Linked DNA regions of Homo sapiens: all the other regions are linked to region 1. Evidence: read pairs that join two places in POLR2A ChIA-PET (ENCODE). Cell type or tissue: OCI-LY7. All regions are shown on one strand. Region 1 overlaps MYB (MYB proto-oncogene, transcription factor). Region 2 has its middle 48 kb from the start of HBS1L. Region 3 has its middle 32 kb from the start of MIR548A2.

The links. ChIA-PET counts read pairs that join two places held together with the same protein. Peaks named below come from ENCODE experiments on the same cell type or tissue, not always from the same donor. Only the 100,000 strongest peaks of a DNase experiment are listed, where the experiment ranks them.
Region 2: POLR2A ChIA-PET joins it to region 1 with 7 read pairs; 7 of 35 experiments call an interaction of 5 or more read pairs at or near these places.
Region 3: POLR2A ChIA-PET joins it to region 1 with 6 read pairs; 5 of 35 experiments call an interaction of 5 or more read pairs at or near these places.

What each region holds. Positions count from the first base shown.
Region 1 is chr6:135,183,028-135,185,527 of GRCh38, reverse strand. The region is part of intron 1 of MYB (MYB proto-oncogene, transcription factor); the gene reads right to left. Among named protein-coding and RNA genes, the nearest start is that of MYB, 3.0 kb to the right of the region's middle. RefSeq lists enhancers at 1,183-1,362, 1,673-1,892 and a silencer at 2,283-2,500. In OCI-LY7, CTCF peaks have their summits at 1,280, 1,481 (motif pointing right) and 2,448; DNase peaks (open chromatin) are centred at 1,507 and 2,347; H3K4me3 peaks cover 1,841 bases; H3K27ac peaks cover 1,714 bases.
Region 2 is chr6:135,101,621-135,104,120 of GRCh38, reverse strand. No RefSeq gene overlaps it. Among named protein-coding and RNA genes, the nearest start is that of HBS1L, 48 kb to the right of the region's middle. In OCI-LY7, no CTCF peak of the experiment used is centred here; a DNase peak (open chromatin) is centred at 1,020; H3K4me3 peaks cover 1,021 bases; H3K27ac peaks cover 1,647 bases.
Region 3 is chr6:135,269,915-135,272,414 of GRCh38, reverse strand. No RefSeq gene overlaps it. Among named protein-coding and RNA genes, the nearest start is that of MIR548A2, 32 kb to the right of the region's middle. RefSeq lists a silencer at 890-1,184 and an enhancer at 711-1,605. In OCI-LY7, no CTCF peak of the experiment used is centred here; DNase peaks (open chromatin) are centred at 1,124 and 1,775; H3K4me3 peaks cover 620 bases; H3K27ac peaks cover 1,799 bases.

The sequences.
Region 1 (2,500 bases):
GCACACTCAAAATCTTTGGCATCTGTCACATCGTTTAAATAATATTTCTCAAACATAATAAACAATTCAACTATGCTATTCCAATGGGGTTTTTGTTTTATTAAAAGAAGAAAAAAATCAAGAAGTAGTACAGCGCAAAACAGAATTATAGTGATCCCATAAAGTCTAGAGGATTAGGAGAATCTAAGAGGAAAGGATTTTAAAACCAAAGCAAAGATAAGAACATTGAGTGATCAAGCTTTAATGTTTTGTAAATAAAATTAATACCAAATTGCTCACAACTCCAGGCCTGGTTGATCCAACTTGTGCCCATGTTTACAATACTTAGTTTCTAGAGTAACTAAGTGAATAATTAGGCCACTTGTTAGTCAGAGTCTTACTTACTCTTGTTTTTTCTGTCTCTGATGGAATGGTGTTTGAAATATTATAAAATGTAACCTAATCCAGAAGGGATTTCCCCAGAAAAAAGCCATGGATTTAAAAGAACCCATTACTATTTTCGAAAGCTTTTTCTTTTATTTAGTTAACCTAACCTAGGAAATTTTATGACTTTTGAAGAAGTAACTATATGCTTACTGTTTGTTAATCATAATCATAATGTTTGTTAATCTAATCAACTGATCAGATGACAATAATTTTACAGACACGGTTTATTTTATAGTTTTTCTTATAAAACTTAAAATAGGAAAAATACTATCTTAGAAACTTCACTAAAATTTGTCATTGCAATGTTGGGAAACCCATTAAACTAAGACCAATAAAAACAATGATATAAAGCCATATCATAATGTAAATCATTGTTTTTAAAAAGAAAAGTTATATTCATTACAGGTTTTGTCTTCCCAAACTAACTCACTGGTATGCATATTACCAGCCCCCTACAAGTGAAGCTGAAGTGCTTACCAAAAATCCTGAATTGGGGGTTCTCATAATTTAAAGCTATTATTTTAAGCAACAATCTGATAGTCCAGGTTGAATGGCGACATGATGTAATCCAAATTTAAAATACCACCACCACCAAATAAAATCCCAGGAAATATATATTTATAATCTGTAATAATTCCTTTCATTTAGTGTCTGTGTTTTGAAACAATAGCCTAGTTCTGTTTCCACTGTCAACAGGAGGCACTAAACAACTTCTGAACAAGAACTACAAAAATGTAAAACACGATATGATAAAGCAAAAAAAAAAAAAAAAAAAAAAAGCTATAAAGCCCAGAGGTGTAAGTCTGCATCTTTTGAAAGATTCATAGGGAACTCCTTGGAAAGACCCCAAATGCAGTCCCTTGTGAAATGTGAGAGACACCAAGAAAACCAGAGGAATCTGAAACTGCAGTCATAGATTCAAGTCGAATTAACTTTTCAGGTTTGGCTGGATCTAGAGGTCACATTTTCAGAACTGAGCACATTTTTCAGAGTAGTCATTGAGCACCTCTCTCTCCGCAGCGGTTTAACAACCCAGGAACAAGCAACCTATTCAGCCGCCCGCAGGGGGCAGCCAACGTCAGGTGAGAGCACGGGAATCAACAGGACTAGGGTTCTGGAGGCAAAGGTTCTAGTCTAGCCTCCACCTAGCTGTATGACTTGGACAAATCACTTCCTCTCTCTCAAGACTTCAGTTCCTCGCCTTTACAATAAGGGCTTGCTTGGATCCTATTTCTAAGGTACTTTCCAGCGCTAATACATGACCATGCCATGTCCTTCCGTGCCTCTTAAAAGCTAAGCACAGAGGCAAAGATGTGCAAAACTAAGGTCTTGGGGGCAAGGTGGAGAGTGACTTCTGCAGGACCTGAAGGGGCCAGGACGCAGCAGGGCGAGTCCGGGGCTGCTCACGCGCCCAGCTCCTGAGTTTCCCTGCCAGGCTGGCCACCCAGGCTCGCCTTTGAACTTTGCATGCGATTTGCTTGCTCTAAGTCGTCCTAGAAGCATGATTAATTTCTACTAAGGAACCTGAAATAACTTTTCCTTTATCTGCTCTGACAAGATCTCAGACCCAACAGTCAGAGGATTTTCAAAGGCTGATTTCAGGGTTGATGCACTCGACTCCCCACCTGCTAGACCCGGTGTGGTTACAAGAGTACAACTATGAATGTTACATTCTGTCAAGGAAACAAACCGTGCAAAGAAACGAAAAAGAAAAGAGGTGCTGGGGGTTAGGAAGAGGGAGGGGAGCGGGAGGAAGTGCCTTGTGGCCGCTACTGTGATTCGGAGGGGTTCAAACTCATTTCGCTGACCTGGTTAATATAATCCCTGCCGAGTTGACGCTCGCCCTTGCAAGAAACGGCTCCGAGCCCGCAGTCGGGTTTCTCTTCCCCTGAGGCAGGTTCAAGGCTCCCGCCCCTCCCAGCCGCCTCCCCTCTGGGCTACCTGGAGCCTCAGGGAACCTGCGCGGCCCCGCCCCGCGGGGGCGGCCGAGACCTCGGGGCGCGGAGCCGCTGCCGCGCCTCCTCCCAGCACCCCTGCCCGACTCCCTCCTCCTGCTGCCAGTTTCAGCTCTCGA
Region 2 (2,500 bases), 81 kb after region 1:
TTCCCACAGTCTACTTTAGTTAAGAGTGCTCATTTCCTGTCTCAGATGCAGCCACATTGGAAACAGAAATAAGTTATTTAGTAATATTTCATGGCACTAATTACTTAGCACAAATATGAAAACATTTGATATATATGTGTGTGTGTGTATACATATGTATGAACTATATAGTTTATAGTTTGTTTTGTTCAGAGGAAAAAATACAGTTGATGCTAACTAGAAAAAGACTGATGAATGGCAGGGCGGGGTGGCTCCCACCTGTAATCCCAGCACTTTGGGAGGTTGAGGCGGGGGGATAATCTGAGGTCAGGAGCTCGATACCAGTCTGGCCAACATGGTGAAACCCCCCGTCTCTACTAGAAGTACAAAAATTAGACGGGGGTGGTGGTGTGTACCCGTAATCCCAGCTACTCGGGAGGCTGAGGCAGGAGAATCACTAGAACCCAGGAGGTGGAGGTTGCAGTGAGCTGAGATTGCGCCATTGCACTCCAGCTTGGGCAATAAGAGTGAAACTCCATCTCAAAAAAAAAAAAAAGAACAAAAACAGAAAAACACTGATGGAATGCTAGCCAAAAAGTCATATTTGTCATCATAGTCGACCTGTAATGTTCTGTTTTTGTGGCATGTGCCCTATTAGCTGCTAGTGGCTTTTTAATTGATCATTCATCTGGCTGTATAATTGGGAGGCTGCCAGGAATCTTTGATGTTTCCTGTCTGAAAAAATGGCATATAAAATGCTGTTTTAAAATATGCCATTCTACTTATTTCCACTTAAAATAGAGGAGATTGAAAACAGTACATGTAAATACCAAAAAGATGTCTTCTGATATTAAAAAATAAAAAAAGTATTTGAGAAAAAAATTAATGATCCCCCTTGTGGGAAATTTTGAAGCTTGTGGATTTTTAAGCAGGGAGGCAAATAAGTAAAGCATCGCAGCATTTTTCACTAACTAAAAACAGATGTCATGTGATAATGGGTGTTACATCTGCAGCTGACACCCACTTCAAAGAACAGGTGCCTCTAGTTGTTTAAAAAAAAAAGAGAGAGAGAGGGCCGCTCTTATAGCAGTCTACAGCAGGCTTCAGGAAGTGATGAGGGGGGGCCATGGAAAGACCAGCCCCTTGGACGCTCTGGGTCACTACGTCATGGTGGTACATCTGGGCACTTAGGTCCTCAGTGACCTTTCTCCCAGGTAAGACTTCAATGTCAGAGGTTAAACTGCTAGATGATTACATTTATTTAAAAGTTATTACTTTAAATGCAGTAGAATGAAGTGAGGGCTTTCCTTTACATCATATACAAAAATTAACTCAAAATGGATGAAAGATCTAAACACAAGAGCTAAAACTATAAAATTCTTAGATGCATACATGGGGGAAAAACTTCATGACGTTGAATTTGGCAGTTATTTTAAGATACGACACTAAAAGTACAGTCTAAAAAAGAAAAAATAGATAAATTGGATTTCATCAAGATTAAAAATTGTTGTGCATCAATGAATACAATCAGCAGAGTGAAAAGGCAACTCACACAATGCAGGAAACATTTGCAAATCATATCTCATATAAGAGATTAACATCCAGAATATATAAAGAACTACAACTCAACAATAACAACAAAACCAACTCAATTCAAAAATAGGCAAAGGACTTGAATAGCTATTTCTAAAAGGAAGATATACAAAGGACAATAAACATATGAAAAGAGGCTCAATACTGCTAATCACCAGATAAATGCAAATCAAAACCACAATGAGATATTACATCACACCTATTAGAATGCTCATTGTATATATTTTGTAAAGTGTTGGAGAAGAAGTGGAGAAATTGAAACCCTTGTGCATTGCTTATGGAAATGTAAAAGGGTGCAGCTGCTTTGGAAAAATGGTGTGACAATTTCTCAAAAAAATTAAATATAGAATTACCATATGACCCAGCAATTCCACTTCTAGATCTATACCCAAAAGAATTGAAAGCAGGAACTAGAACAGATATTTGTACACCAATATTCAGAGTAATCAAAAGGTAGAAATAAACCAAATGTTCATGAACAAATGGATAAACATATGGATAAACAAAATGTGTATACATACAGTGAAAAATTATTCCATCTTAAAAAGAAATAAAATTAATACATGCTACAACATGGACGAACTTTGAAAACATTGTGCTAAGTGAAATAAGCCAGATGCAAAAGGGCAAATAGTGAATGATTCCATTTATATGAGGGATCTAGAACACGCAAATCCATAGAGACAAAAAGAATAGTGGTTAATAAGGGCTGCAGAGGGAGATCTGGGGAGTTACTGTTTAATGGATACAGAGTTTCATTTTGGGAAACTCTGATGAAAAAGTTCTGAGATGGTTAATGATCATGGCTGCAAAATATGAATGTACTTAATGCCACAGAACTGTACACTTAATCGAGACCAGCCTGGCCAACATGGTGAAACCCCGTCGCTACTAAAAATACAAAAATTAGCTGGGTGTGGTGGCACGT
Region 3 (2,500 bases), 87 kb before region 1:
AACCTTTAACATTTAGGCCAGGCACAGTGGCTCACACCTGTAATCCTAACAGTTTGGGAGGCCAAAGCGGGGTGATCGCTTAAGCCCAGGAGTTTGAGACCAGCCTGGGCAACATGGTTGAAACCCTGTCTCTACAAAAAAATACAAAAAAATTAGCCAGGCATAGTGGCATGTGCCTGTGGTCCCAGCTACTTGGGAGGCTGAAATGGGAGGATCGCTTGGAGCCTAGAAGGTCGAGGCTGCCGTGACCTGTGATTGTGCTACTGTACTCCAGCCTGGGTAACAAAGAAAAAAACAAAAACAAAAAAACCTTTAACGTTTAAGTAAACTTTTTTTTTTCTTCGAAATTTATGTGATACAGAGAAGTTATCCTAGTCCAAAAAGAATGGTGAATAGAAGACCATCCCCAATGCGTTCCACACCCTTGTAAGAATTATGACTATTAGGGTTGCTTTGGGATGAAAGGAGAGGTCCTTGTGGAAGATCTTCCTTCTTGGCATGTTCTCTCACTGTCCTAAGGAGACGGAGATGGCCCTTTGTCACTCGCAGCCCTTGTTGCACCATAAACAGCCTCATCGTAGGTGTTAATTTGCTGTCTGTCACATGATAATGTGTTTTCACATCTATTCCCAGTGCTTACCTTAGTGCTGGCACATAGTAGGCACATTCAATAAATAAAGAGCAGAGGCAGATCTAGGCCCACAGGCTTATTTTCTATCTATCAATAACCGATCTGAGGAGGAATCGTATGGAGGGATATTAACATATGGAAAATATGCAGTAGGATCACATCATCCCACATTGGCCCTGTGTCTATTTCTATTTCCTAGAGGAAATCTATTTCCACTCCTCCCCGCTTTCCACCTCCCTCCTCTCTTAGCCTGTACCCCCGCCCCTCTGCCCTGGGCTCAGCTGCAAGGTGTCTTTTTAATTCTTACATTCTCTTTATTTACATCAAAATTGTTTGCAGAGCCCCACACCTTCTGGCTTCCAGCTGGTAGAAGGTGCAAACAAAAGCAAGACAAACACACACTGCATCTGTACCTTGAAACAGCCTCAATTCCAGGTGGTTGAAGGGACTCCCTGGGGCACCTGGAATTCAGGTGGGGCCAGAGCAGTGTTTCAAGTCAAGCCTGCCTGTAATTCCCCTTTCCTCTTTGCTGCCAGGCAGTGCAGAGCTGGGCGTACAGAGCCGATTGCTCAAGCTCTCTCAGGTGTGTGTATCTGGGTGTGTGCAGCAATGAAGGGCAGGCCAGTGCCCCGAAACTTAGCCCTTGGCTTCACCAAGGCGGCTGTGAGCCAAGGTCAGGTTTCTGCGTCTGTTTCCTAAAAATCATATTCCTCCTGGACTAAAGGGGAAAATTCTTCTCCCTGTGGTTGTTCTTCTGAACTGTGGTACCAAATCTCTAGAGCCTGCCTTTTGGGAACTGAAGCAGGTAGTGAGGAATTCCTGCTCCAGCCATTCTGAGGCCAGGGAGGGGGCCCCGCCCCCGCTTCCTCCACAATATGTTCCAGTTTTCCCTGTCACTGATTGCTCCTGGTTACCTTGTGGTGCCAATGGATGTAAAGGCATGTCAACACTGCCATTACAAGCTTTTCTTGTCAATGATTCATAACATTAGGACAAATAATCATCTGGCCTTAATCCCGGCAGGCAGAAAAAGTACAGCAGAGTTAACAGGAAGGTAACGTATGCAAGTAGTTGAGTATTTGCTAATTATTTCCTGACCCAGCGAACCCAATAGACTGTAGCAACAATTTTTCACCCTGTGGTGTTTAAACTTTCATAAGTAGAAAACGGACCTGGATCAGAAAGAAGGGAGATGGGCTTAAAAAAGAGAGTCTTTTGGTGTCTGACTTGAGTACTTTTTTTTTTTTGAGTCAGTCTCGCTCTGTTGCCCAGGCTGCAGTACAGTGATGCGATCTCCACTCACTGCAACCTCCGCCTCCTGGGTTCGGGCAATTCTCCTGCCTCAGCCTCCTGAGTAGCTGGGATTACAGGTGCGCACCACCACGCCCAGCTAATTGTTCTTGTTTTTGTTTTTGGTTTGTATTTTTAGTAGAGATGGGGTTTCACTATGTTGGTCAGGCTGGTCTCAAACTCCTGACCTCAGGTGATCCGCCTGCCTCGGACTCCCAAAGTACTTGGATTACAGGTGTTAGCCACTGCACCGGGGCTGACTTGTTTCTTTTGGCCAAAAAAATTAAGAAAGCTTTATGAAACCTTGTACAAGGTGTCCTGTTTTCCTCTTAATTCTTCCAAAATTCTTTTCTTTAAAGTTCAGTTTTAAACATTGGCAAATCAAGTAAGAAGGAAGCCCATTTCCTTATGGCACAGCTCAATACTCAATAAGAGATACAGGATGAAAACCAAGAATCTTCATTCCCAGCTCTATAGGAAAAAAATTAATACGATTTATGCAAAACTTCAAAGGAAGCCCCTCCCTCCACACACCTCCCATTTGTGTAGGTGTTTCCTTCATCCCCCTACCACCAGTGT